2 separate regions of the Homo sapiens genome follow, and region 1 is linked to region 2. Evidence: chromatin loops called from intact Hi-C (ENCODE). Cell type or tissue: ascending aorta. All regions are shown on one strand. Links, peaks and the distances in the headings refer to the core of each region. The heading gives the core; the rest is flanking DNA.

The links. Hi-C counts contacts between places; a loop is a spot of excess contacts. Peaks named below come from ENCODE experiments on the same cell type or tissue, not always from the same donor. Only the 100,000 strongest peaks of a DNase experiment are listed, where the experiment ranks them.
Region 1: it touches region 2 in a loop (3-fold over the local background); 7 of 110 quality-filtered maps call a loop at or near these places.

The regions. Positions count from the first base shown.
Region 1 is chr11:123,129,914-123,135,282 of GRCh38, reverse strand. The region is part of intron 1 of CLMP (CXADR like cell adhesion molecule); the gene reads left to right. It also overlaps the pseudogene LOC107984350. Among named protein-coding and RNA genes, the nearest start is that of CLMP, 63 kb to the left of the region's middle. RefSeq lists a silencer at 646-866. In ascending aorta, for the core only: no CTCF peak of the experiment used is centred there; DNase peaks (open chromatin) are centred at 2,319, 2,682, 3,042, 4,652 and 1 weaker place; H3K27ac peaks cover 5,000 bases.
Region 2 is chr11:123,192,925-123,198,293 of GRCh38, reverse strand. CLMP (CXADR like cell adhesion molecule) reads left to right here and starts at 3,046. Exons shown (of 7, transcript NM_024769.5): 1 at 3,046-3,381. The coding sequence starts at 3,354. In ascending aorta, for the core only: no CTCF peak of the experiment used is centred there; DNase peaks (open chromatin) are centred at 2,523, 2,923, 3,433, 4,312 and 1 weaker place; H3K4me3 peaks cover 3,514 bases; H3K27ac peaks cover 3,433 bases.

The DNA.
Region 1 (5,369 bases), core at 167-5,166, 63 kb after region 2:
TCTCAGGTTTTTTTTTTTTTTTTGAGACGGAGTCTTTTTCTATCACCCAGGCTAGAGTGCAATGGCATGGTCTTGGCTCACTGCAACCTCTGTCTCCCGGGTTCAAGCCATTCTCCTGCCTCAGCCTCACAAGTAACTGGGATTACAGGCGCCTGCCACCATGTCTGGCTAATTTTTGTATTTTTAGTAGAGACGGGGTTTCACCATGTTGGCCAGGTTAGTCTCGAACTCCTGACCTCAGGTGATCCACCTCCTTCAGCCTCCCAAAGTGCTGGGATTACAGGCATGAGCCACCACACCTGGCCTATTTTGTTGTTCTTGAAGTAAATAAGGAAAAAAATTTTCAAAACCAGTTAATTTGTTTATTGCTGCTCTTGGATTTATGACAGCTGGTATCCATGAAGCCAAACGCTGTCCTGACAGTGTGCTGGCACACTGACAAGCTCACGTGCTAGAGAGCAATTTTTTTTTTTTTGAGACGGAGTCTCACTCTGTTGCCCGGGCTGGAGTGCAGTGGCACAATCTCAGTTCACTGTAACCTCCACCTCCTGGGTTCAAGCGATTCTTGTGCCTCAGCCTCCTGAGTAGCTGGGACTACAAGCATGCACTACCATGCTGGGCTTTTATATTTTTAGTAGAAATGGGGTTTCACCATGTTGGTCAGGCTGGTCTCGAACTCCTGACCTCACGTGATCCCCCACCCCCGCCTCAGCCTCCAAAAGTGCTGGGATTACAGGTGTGAGCCACCGTGCCCAGTCTAGAGTGCAAATTTGAACATGAAATGCCCTTGCTTAAAAACCCCAATGGCTCCCCTTTGCCTAAGTACCAGGGACAAATTTTAATCTTCTTAGTATGCTATTGTGAAAGAAAAAATTAATCATAATACTTGTTAAAGATGGTAAGAAATATTCAAGGGGAGTGTAGGAGAAAGAAAAAATCTTTTCCTTCTACCCTTTTTGGTCCTTTGCTGGGGCTCTGTAACAAAAGACAGATTAATAAGAGAAAAGCATACTTTTTTTTTTTTTAAGACAGAGTCTCACTGTCGCCCAGGCTGGAGTGCAGTGGCGAGATCTCGGCTCACTGCAACCTCCCCCTCCCAGGTTCCAGTGATTCTCATGCCTCAGCCTCCCGAGTAGCTGGGATTACAGGTGTGTGCCACCACGCCTGGCGAATTTTTGTATTTTTAGTAGAGACAGGGTTTCACCGTGTTGGCCAGACTGGTCTTGAACTCCTGGCCTCAAGTGATCCGCCCACCTTGGCCTCCCAAAGTGCTGGGATTATAGACAGGAGCCACTGCCTACAAATTTATTTAATATAAGTCTTATGTGACATGAGAGCCTTCATAAGGAAAAGAAGCCCCAGAAAAATAGTTAGACATGTTTTTACTAGGTTTGATGAAGAGTAAAAAATCATGGGAAAAGGGTATGATCTAAGGGTAATAAGCTGGGGGAGACAGCAAGGCCTCCCCGCTCAGATTCGTCTCAGTGTTCCTGTCTTCACAGACAAGAACACTCCTTCCTCTGGGCATAAGGAGGTTGCCTCTCATATCAGGGGCTTATGACCTTCTTGAGGGGAAGGTCAGACAGTCCTTCCTGCACCTGCTCTTTCTCAGATTTCTTCGGCTTAAAATACTCAATATGCCAAGGTGTCATATTTTGGGGTAGGATGTTCTGAACCGCATCATAGTAGTGGCTACTACAATGGGGTTTTGTAGTATGGGCTAGAGATGGGGCTCAAATCTAGGGACAATAAGCGAAAGTGGAAGTTTATAGCCAAGAAACAAGGTAGGGGAATCAATGGATGCAAAATCACTAGGAAGTAGGGTAACTCTTTGCTAAACTGACTTAACAAGATTTCTGCTAAAAGGAAGCAAGGGTAAGAAGATGTTGACGGTGGTCAGACCGAGAGGAGGATTCCACTAAACTCTCTCAGTAGGATTCTTAATAAAACTGGAGTAAGCAGACCTAGACAGAGCCAAAGATTGGGCCTAGTCAAAAGGAGGACCCAGAGGAGCCTGACTAGGGCCCGGTCAAGGAGTCTGTGTTCATGTGAACTTCTGATTTTGCTCCATTACGCTTTTCCAGCCTCATTTCCAGTCATTAGAGCCTGTGGATTCTATACTGATGTCATTGCAAACTTCCCGTCTTTCCCTGAACATATCTCCAGGTCATCCCAACAATTCTAGAATTCCTTAGTGGGCAGTTATAATCTCAGAGGCCAGGCATAGTGACACACCCCTATAACCCCAGCCTTTGGGAGGCCGAGGCAGGCAGATCGCTTGAGGTCAGTAATTTGAGACCAGCCTGGCCAACATGGTGAAACCCTGCCTCTACCAAAAAATACAAAAATTAGCTGGGCATGGTGGTGCACGCCTACTTGCAAGGCTGAGGTGGGAGAATCACTTGAGCCTGGGAGGTGGAGGTTGCAGTGAGCGGAGATCACACCACTGGCCCTCCAGCCTGAGCCACAGAGTGAGACCCTGTCTCAAAAAAAAATAAATAAATAAAAATAAAATAAAAAACAGGGCCAGGCACAGTGTCTCACACCTGTAATCCCAGCACTTTGGGAGGCTGAGGTGGGTGAATCACTTGAGGTCAGGAGTTCCAGACTAGCCTGGCCAACATGGTGAAACTCCATCTCTACTAAAAATACAAAAATTAGCTGGGTGTGGTGGCAGGCGCCTGTAATCCCAGCTACTCAGAAGGCTGAGGCAGGAGAATCACTTGAACCCAAGAGGCGGAGGTTGCCGTGAGCCAAGATTGCACCACTGCACTCCAGCCTGAGCAACAGAGCAAGACTCTGTCTCAAAAATAAAACAAAATAAAATAAAATGAGAGAGACAAAAATAAGAGAAAAAAAAGGAAAAAGTTATCACCTCAGAGCACAGAGGAATAGAAAACATTGGGGAAACTGTGATTTAGGAAACAGCCATCTCCATGTGGGCCTTCCGAATAGCTTTCCGTATTTGACAGTTCCCCAAAGTAATCATTCCTTTGCTGAGTCCTTAATAGGGCAGCTGCCCACTCACCGGCCGTGTGCCCTGGCATGGGACTGAATCAGCCTGCAGGAAGTTAGGAATCATATCCTTCTGCAATTTGCTAAAAAGAAAAAAAATGCTATTTGTAGAGCAGAGGTTCTGCCTCAGCACTTGGTTCAGTTCTGCTCCTTCCTGAGAGGTTTCTTACACATAGACCCCCCCGCAAAGATTATTACTTTCCTTCACTTTTGTACTTCTTACTATAATAGCTAAGATAAATTTTATACAACGTGCTTTAAACAAGATTGCATTTAATCCTTATGAGAGCCATGTGAAAAGATGGCTCATTTTATAGATGATAAACGTAGGTTTAGAAAAATTAAGGATCTTGGTCAGGTGCAGTGGCTCACGCCTGTAATCCCAGCACTTTGGGAGGCTAAGGCAGGTGGATTGCCTGAGGTTAGGAGTTCGAAACCAGCCTGGCCAACATGGTGAAACCACGTCTCTACTAAAAATACAAAAATTAGCCGGACGTGGTGGCGCATACCTGTAATCCCAGCTACTCGGGAGGCTGAGGCAGGAGAATCACTCAAACCCGGGAGACAGGGGTTGCAGTGAACCGAGATCACACCATTGCACTCCAGCCTGGGCAACAAGAGCGAAACTCCATTTCAAAAAAAATAGAAAAGAAAAGAAAAAAGAAAGAAAGATAGATTAAGGTCAGAATCAGGACTCCAATGTGACCCAAACCCACTCAAGTAACCATCCTCCACACTGTGTTTTGAAACCCAGTATTTAAGAGTTTGGAAAAGGTTAGTTTTGGGCTTATTTTTGGTTATTGTTCATTTGTTTTGTTTTGCTTCTAATCTTAAATATATAAAATTAAAGTAAGAAGAGTTAGAAATTCCCTCCAAGAGTCAAAATATTTCTTTGTCAAAATATTCTTTCTATATTTTTTCTTTTTTTTCTGTATTTTTTTCTAATCTTTGTGGCTACCAGGAAATATTTCTCAATGGAATTGATGGAGCAAGAGAAATTTCTAGGCTCTTTATATTTGAGGGATGAGAAAAAGATCTAAAACTAAACAGTCATACTATTTGGGGGGAAAGAAAAATGATCACCTAAGTACTATTTTGGAATGACAGATATTATTTTTGAAATCCGGCTGGGCACGGTGGCTCACGCCTGTAATCCCAGCACTTTAAGAGCCCAAGGGGGGTGGATCACTTGAGGTCAGGAGTTCAAGACCAGCCTGGCCAACATGGTGAACCCCTGTCTCTACTAAAAATACAAAAATTAGCCAGGCATGGTGGTGCACACCTGTAATCCCAGCTACTTGGGAGGCTGAGGCAGGAGAATCATTTGAACCCGGGAGGCAGGGGTTGCAGTAAGCTGAGATAGCGCCACTGCACTCCAGCCTGGGTGACAGAGTGAGACTCCGTCTCAAAAAAAAAAAAAAAAAAAGGAAAAGAAAAAAACGATTCCATTTGGGGAAGGAAAACAAAGAACTTACCACACTTTTTGCTATGACGGTGTTTAGAAGCAGCTCTGAATGGAATTTTAGATTTGTGAACTATTTTCTGACTCCTGAACTACTTTTTTTTCCCCAACCCTTTTCCACAGCTCAACCCTCACCCTCCCAGAATGCCTGCTGTCCATTCCCTGGCATGTGCAGGAGGCAGGAACAATGCAGTTCCCAGTGGGTGCCTGCCAGTGAAGGTGGGCTTCTGTCCATCTGGGCGAGGACATCACTTAGGGGCCATCAGCTTGTGTCAAAGGAAGGGTGTTAAAATTTTTCTTCTCCCTCCTGACTTGCTTAAAAACCATCCAGACCATACCATTTTTCTTAATTTGCACTGGGTGGACGATAAATAATCTTTCTTCCTTTTTAATTTTGCCGAACCCTGCCCAGAAAGCAGGGCAAAGCCTTGATGGTCCTGGGGCCATTTCCCAGCACCTCCCAGGGAGCTCTACCAGACCACGGTGACTCTGAGTGACAATGATGGGAAGTGATCTTCATCCACGAAAGGGCCAGTTTGAGGCCTCTCGGGGCAGTTACATCCCTTGGACTCCCCTGTAAAGTTCCCAGAGTTTCAAATTTCTGAAAGATGAATACCATGCAGTGTTCTCCAGCCCCAACACTAATTTTCTTTACCTCCTTTTCCCTTGAATATTTTTACTCTTTCTCACCATCTGCATTCCTATGAAGAGAGGTTTCCACTCAATTCTGCTTTAACATGCTCTTTTCTGAGTGTGGGCAGAGTCTTCTCTGTGGCTTAGTGGTTTTGAATGCTAAACAGAGCAGGAGACAAAAGTTGATCCCTGGCTCTGTAACTTATATTTATTTCTCTAGTTTCTTACGTCTGGAGCCTCCAGGAAAAAAAAAAAGTGT
Region 2 (5,369 bases), core at 78-5,077:
TCTCCCTCTGAACTGAGAGGTCCGTCCATTCAGGGTAAGGACTATCTCGTAATCTTGGGATCCTCCGAGGCACCCAGCCCAGAGTGGGGCCCAGCACTGGTAGGGATGGGATGTGAGTTACAAACCATCGCAGAAGCACTCTCTCTCTGCTCTTCCTGCCCAGAGACCCATGCCAATAGAAAAGAGGTTTCAGATTTAGAGACAGACACCTTCAGGGACCCAAAGATCCTCTTCCAAAAAATATGTGCCATATTGGCTACAAGACTTGGGGCTGGGAAAATTGAGTGCTTGTGACCCAATCTCAGTCTAATCATTTCCTGTGCTGGTGACTAATGACCTAGAGCCAAAGGCGCCTGTTACCTTCGGCTTGAGCAACTGGGTTTAAACACATATCTGCCTACACCCACACACATCTGTCTTCATGCGCACACCAGCCCTCAAGCAATAAACAGCACTGGCATTACTAAGTTCTTGAGAAAGGCCACCAGCAGCGGTGGGGTGGAGGTGAGGCTTTAAAACTTGTGCAAAAACCCCACCTCTAGAGAGAAATAAAAAGGGGGAATCTGGGTGAAGAATTTTTGTACTATTTTCAACTTTTTTGTAAGCCCAAAATGTCAATTTTTTTTTTAATTATAAAGCAGAAACAACAAAAGAGTTACCTTCTGTATGTAGTTTTTCTGCCACCTTCTCCAGCCTTTAAGAATTACTGTTTTTGGCTGGGGATGGTGGCTCATGCCCGTAATCCCAGCATTTTGGGAGTTCGAGTCAGGTGAACTGCTTGAGCCCAGGAGTTTGAGACCAGCCTGGGCAATACAGCGAAACCCAATCTCTACCAAAAATACAAATATTAGCCGGGCATGATGGTGTGAGCCTGTAGTCTCAGCTACTTGGAAGGATGAGGTGGGAGGATCACTTGCACCCAGGAGGCAGAGGTTGCAGTGAACCTGGGTGACAGAGTGAGGCTCTGTCTCAAAAAAAAAAAAAGAAAAGAAAAAAGACGGTTTTTTCAACATATTCATTTACAAATTATAGTTGTGAATGTATCTATTTCCCCTATTAGACAATTAGTATGAAATGGAAAATAAAGTTACTTCGGAGTCAAAGAGACCTTTTAAACACTTCTCAATATAAAAAATAATATTTTTAAATATTAGAATATTAATATTGGAATAGAAGCATTTTAATTCTATTGTGATCTGGGGCAAGATATTTAGGCCTCTCTAAGTTATAGTTTCCTTGTCTTCCTATTCATGCTAAGGGATGGTGATTTTTTTTTCAGTGACTATCCCTTAGCAGTATAATAAGAATGATATAAAAAGGTCAATAATATGACCCAATAAAAACCACGTAATAATATAATATGATTCTGGGTCCATACTTGGTGTTCATGACATACTCCTCCCAGGTTTTTTTAAATGTCAACTTCCAAGTTCTACTCACTTTGTGTCCTCACACCTAAAAAAGCACCTGGCATAGTGTGGATGCTAACACATCGGTATCGAAGGGGTGAGGGAGTGAGTGGAGAAATGCTGCAATTCTAAAGCAATGCTCCAGCTGATCCGCGAGCCCTAGGAACAGCCCCAGCTTTTGCAAGTCCTCTGAGTGACCTTGTGAAACTTCCATAACCTCTCCAGGCCTTTGCTTTCCTAGTCTGCGAAATGGGACGGGTTTTCATTACACATTTGCATTTCATTGCAAATGTGTGACTCGGCAGCCCACCGGCCCCGGCGGGGTTCATCTTTCTTCTCAAGAGCGCTGGCCCCGGCTTCCAACCTGGGCTCTGGCGAGGCCGAAGGTGAGCGATTGCGTCATCATGCCTCTGGGCAGCTGAGGGAGAAGCCCTCCAGGGACATTCAGAGACTGGGACCAGAGTTTCTGAGAGGCCCTGGGCACAAGGTCAGGGCAGGAGGTCCAGGCAGCTGAGGTCTGAGCGCCACCCTCACTGCCCTTTCTTAGTCTCGCTGCCTCCCGCTGCCGCTGAGCAGCAGGGTAGTGAAGGGCAGACTCCCAGGGGCCGACCCTGGGGCGGGGCTGCTCGGCTCCGCGGAACCCACCGTCCGCCCCCGTCCGGCCGCCAGCCTCCTGCCCTCCGCGAGCCTCCTGGGCCGGGTTCCCGGAGCCCGGGCGCGCAGGCCCTGGCACCAGGGGGATTCTGCTCCCTCTGCCTTATGTTCTTTCTGAAAGGGGGTGGTGCACATTTTGGCCAGGGCCACGTGCAGAGCACTTTGCTGCAAAGCATCTCGATAGACCTCTTTCCACGGGGCTGTGGGTCCCCTTCCCCTGGGTGCTGGCTGGCTTAGCTCTGCTCGGGACCTGAGGGAGCGCTGCTGCAAATACCGACAGTAGAAAGCGAGCGAACGCGAAAGGCCCCAGGAAAGCCAGGCCAAGGGGGGTAGCCGGGTGCCAAAGCAGGCAGTCGGTGGGGAGAGCCCTGGTCGGCCGGCCGCTGGCTGCCTTCGCACCCACTTCCGCGCCCCGCCGTCGGCCTGGTCAGTCTGGTGGCTTTACACTAACAGAACCAGACGGGGAGGGAGAGGAGAGGCGAGAAGAGCGCAGAGGACAGAGGGGAGAGGGCATGAGGAGACGAGGAGGGAGAGGCAAGAATGCGAACAAGGAGACCTAGAGAGGAAGAGATGGAAGAGAGAAACGCCAGATTTGTGAGAGACGTGGAAGCAGAGAGAAACGAGAGTAAAAAAGAAGCGAGAGAGAAGTGGAGAGAAGGACCAAGTGAGAGCAGAGCTCTAGGAACGGACAAGGCCTCGTCCATGGGCTCTCAGCCGAGGTGTCACCAATGCCTCCTGCAAAGAATCAATCCTACGCCCGGCGCCTCTCAACCCACCCGCCTCTGCACGGCCCCAGGTCTCCCCCGGCCCTCCCTGCCCGGCCAGCTCACGCTTCTCCCCGACCGGCCCCCACCGCAAACCCCAAACGCCGCGCGGGAGGGAGGGAGGGAAGGAGGGAACAGCGAGAGAGAGAGGGAGGGGCTGCGGTAGGAGGCAACCATGTGGTTCCAGCTGAATTTTTTTTTTCCCTCTCTCTTTCTTCACTCCTTTTTCTTTCCAAACAGGGAAAAGTGTTCCACGAAGCGGTAGCGCCTTTTCGCCTCGCGTTTTCCTCCCTGACCCTGGTCCCGGCTCCCGTCCGGGCGCCAGCTGGTGGGGCGAGCGCCGGGAGCCCATCTGCCCCCAGGGGCACGGGGCGCGGGGCCGGCTCCCGCCCGGCACATGGCTGCAGCCACCTCGCGCGCACCCCGAGGCGCCGCGCCCAGCTCGCCCGAGGTCCGTCGGAGGCGCCCGGCCGCCCCGGAGCCAAGCAGCAGCTGAGCGGGGAAGCGCCCGCGTCCGGGGATCGGGATGTCCCTCCTCCTTCTCCTCTTGCTAGGTGAGTGCCTCTGGGAGGGCGGGAGTTTGGATGGCCGTGGGCAAACGCAGCCCTGCGTCCGGGAAAGACGCCGGTTCTGACCGGGTGTCCCTGCAGCCCCTGGAGTCAGCCGGCTTTTCAGTCCCTGCCTCCTGGCCACGGAGGAGCACATCTGGCAACCGAGGGCCGCCCAGTCGGCCATCGAGATTGTCTCGCACATCTGGGCCCTTGAACAGGCTTGGGGAACCGTTTGATGTGCAGGGTCCTCTTTAGGGCGGTGTTTAGTTTCTGGTGTATCTGGGAAAAGTGGAGAATTGGTGGAGGGAAGGTTTATCCAGGAATTTTTGTGCCAGGTTCCTGAGGGTGGGGGTTTTTTGTTGTTGTTTCAAACAGGCGCCTCCGAGGCTCAGATTAGAAACAGATGTGTTAAAGGGTGAGCAGAGTGGGGGATAGGCAGGGTTGGAGAGGAAAGGGGAGAGGGAAAAAGGGCAGGGCCCAAGGAGCACCAGGAAGATGCAAATGCCCCAAGTCACACAGGGAAGGAAGGAAAAGGGGAAAGGGGAAGGGTTGGGAAGGAGAGAGAAAAAGAGGAGAACAGGAATGTAAAACAGAAGAGCAAGGCTGGGGGAGTCCGAGCACAGAGAGTGAAGAAGACTTGGAAAAAACGCAGCAGAGGAACCAGAACAGAGGGAAATAGAGCAAGCACCACTTTTTCCTGAAACAGGCTCCAGAGCAAAGGGAAGAGTCCTCCTGAGCGTCCCTTCCTGGGGTCCCCCAGGCAGGACTCTTGGGGCCTCAGAGGCCCTGAGGCAGAGGCAGGTTTGCAGGAGAGGACATCAGGGATGTGGGTGGTAGGAGCCCACCGGAGTGACTGGAAATGTCTGAGGAGCCAGGGCAGGAAAGGCAGTCAGGGAGAGCCAAGGGCACGTCACTATGCACCCTGAAGCATGGGATCCACTGCAGACAGGCCCCACAGTTAGCTGGAGATCAGAAAATCAAAGAGCCAGCCAGTGGTCAAGAGTGAGCACTACCCTGAACACCAGGCCACGGGAGAGCTGGTCCTGGTTTTGAACTGACTAGCTGGGTGGCCTCAGACAACTTACTCCTTATCCAGGGCTTCCACGTCTTTAGCTCTGGAAAGAGAATACTAGATGGTTCCTAAGTCCCTTCTAGCCTACAACACCAGAGGTTTGAAGGAGGCTGGTGTCTAGAAGAACCACCAAATCCTGAAATACGTGGTTAGAGTTCTCTGTCTTTTTTGAAACTTTACAAACCAATTATACTGTATGCATACCCATCTTGGCCAGCCTCAGGCTGATAATCACTTAAGTTAGAGAAATGAAAGAGGTGGGCTAAGCCAAACTATTGCTCAAGTAAGGCAGGTGGGGAGGGGTTATTTTCTAAACTCTTTTAGACTTAACCAAATACTGCAATACTGTTCCTGTGCACATCTGGCGCAGCTGGATGGCACCTTGATTCCCTTTACTGGACTCTACCACTAGGTTACCAATCACCAGATATTTAGTAGAATGAAACTTCAGGGCTCTCTTATTAAAAACAGCTAATAGTCCTTGTTATATGAACACTTTATATGTACTATCTTGGTAATTCGTTTGTTCTTCACAACAAGCCTATTGGCTGCCCAGCCATCCTTGTTGGCTACCCTCATTTTACAGATGAAGAAACCAAGCTGTAAAAAGGCCAGGTAACTTGCTCAAGGCCACACACTCATAATTAGGGGAGACGGAATTTGAGCGCAGGCTGCCTGCTTCCAGAGAAAGCTTGCTAAAGCGCATTGCTTTACAGCCTCCTGTGGCTGCAGAGATTCTCAAAGCGCTTACCCTCTGCCACACCTGGCTGGCTCTTCGATCTCACCATCCTCTTCATGGAATGTAAGATGTCAGCGTGACCTATAGGAGAGAGGTCTGGGAAAGGGAAAAAAAATTTGCACTTTTTGAGCACCTGTCCTTATTTAAGAAATGGTTTGGAGCCATGGAATGCTCGGACAC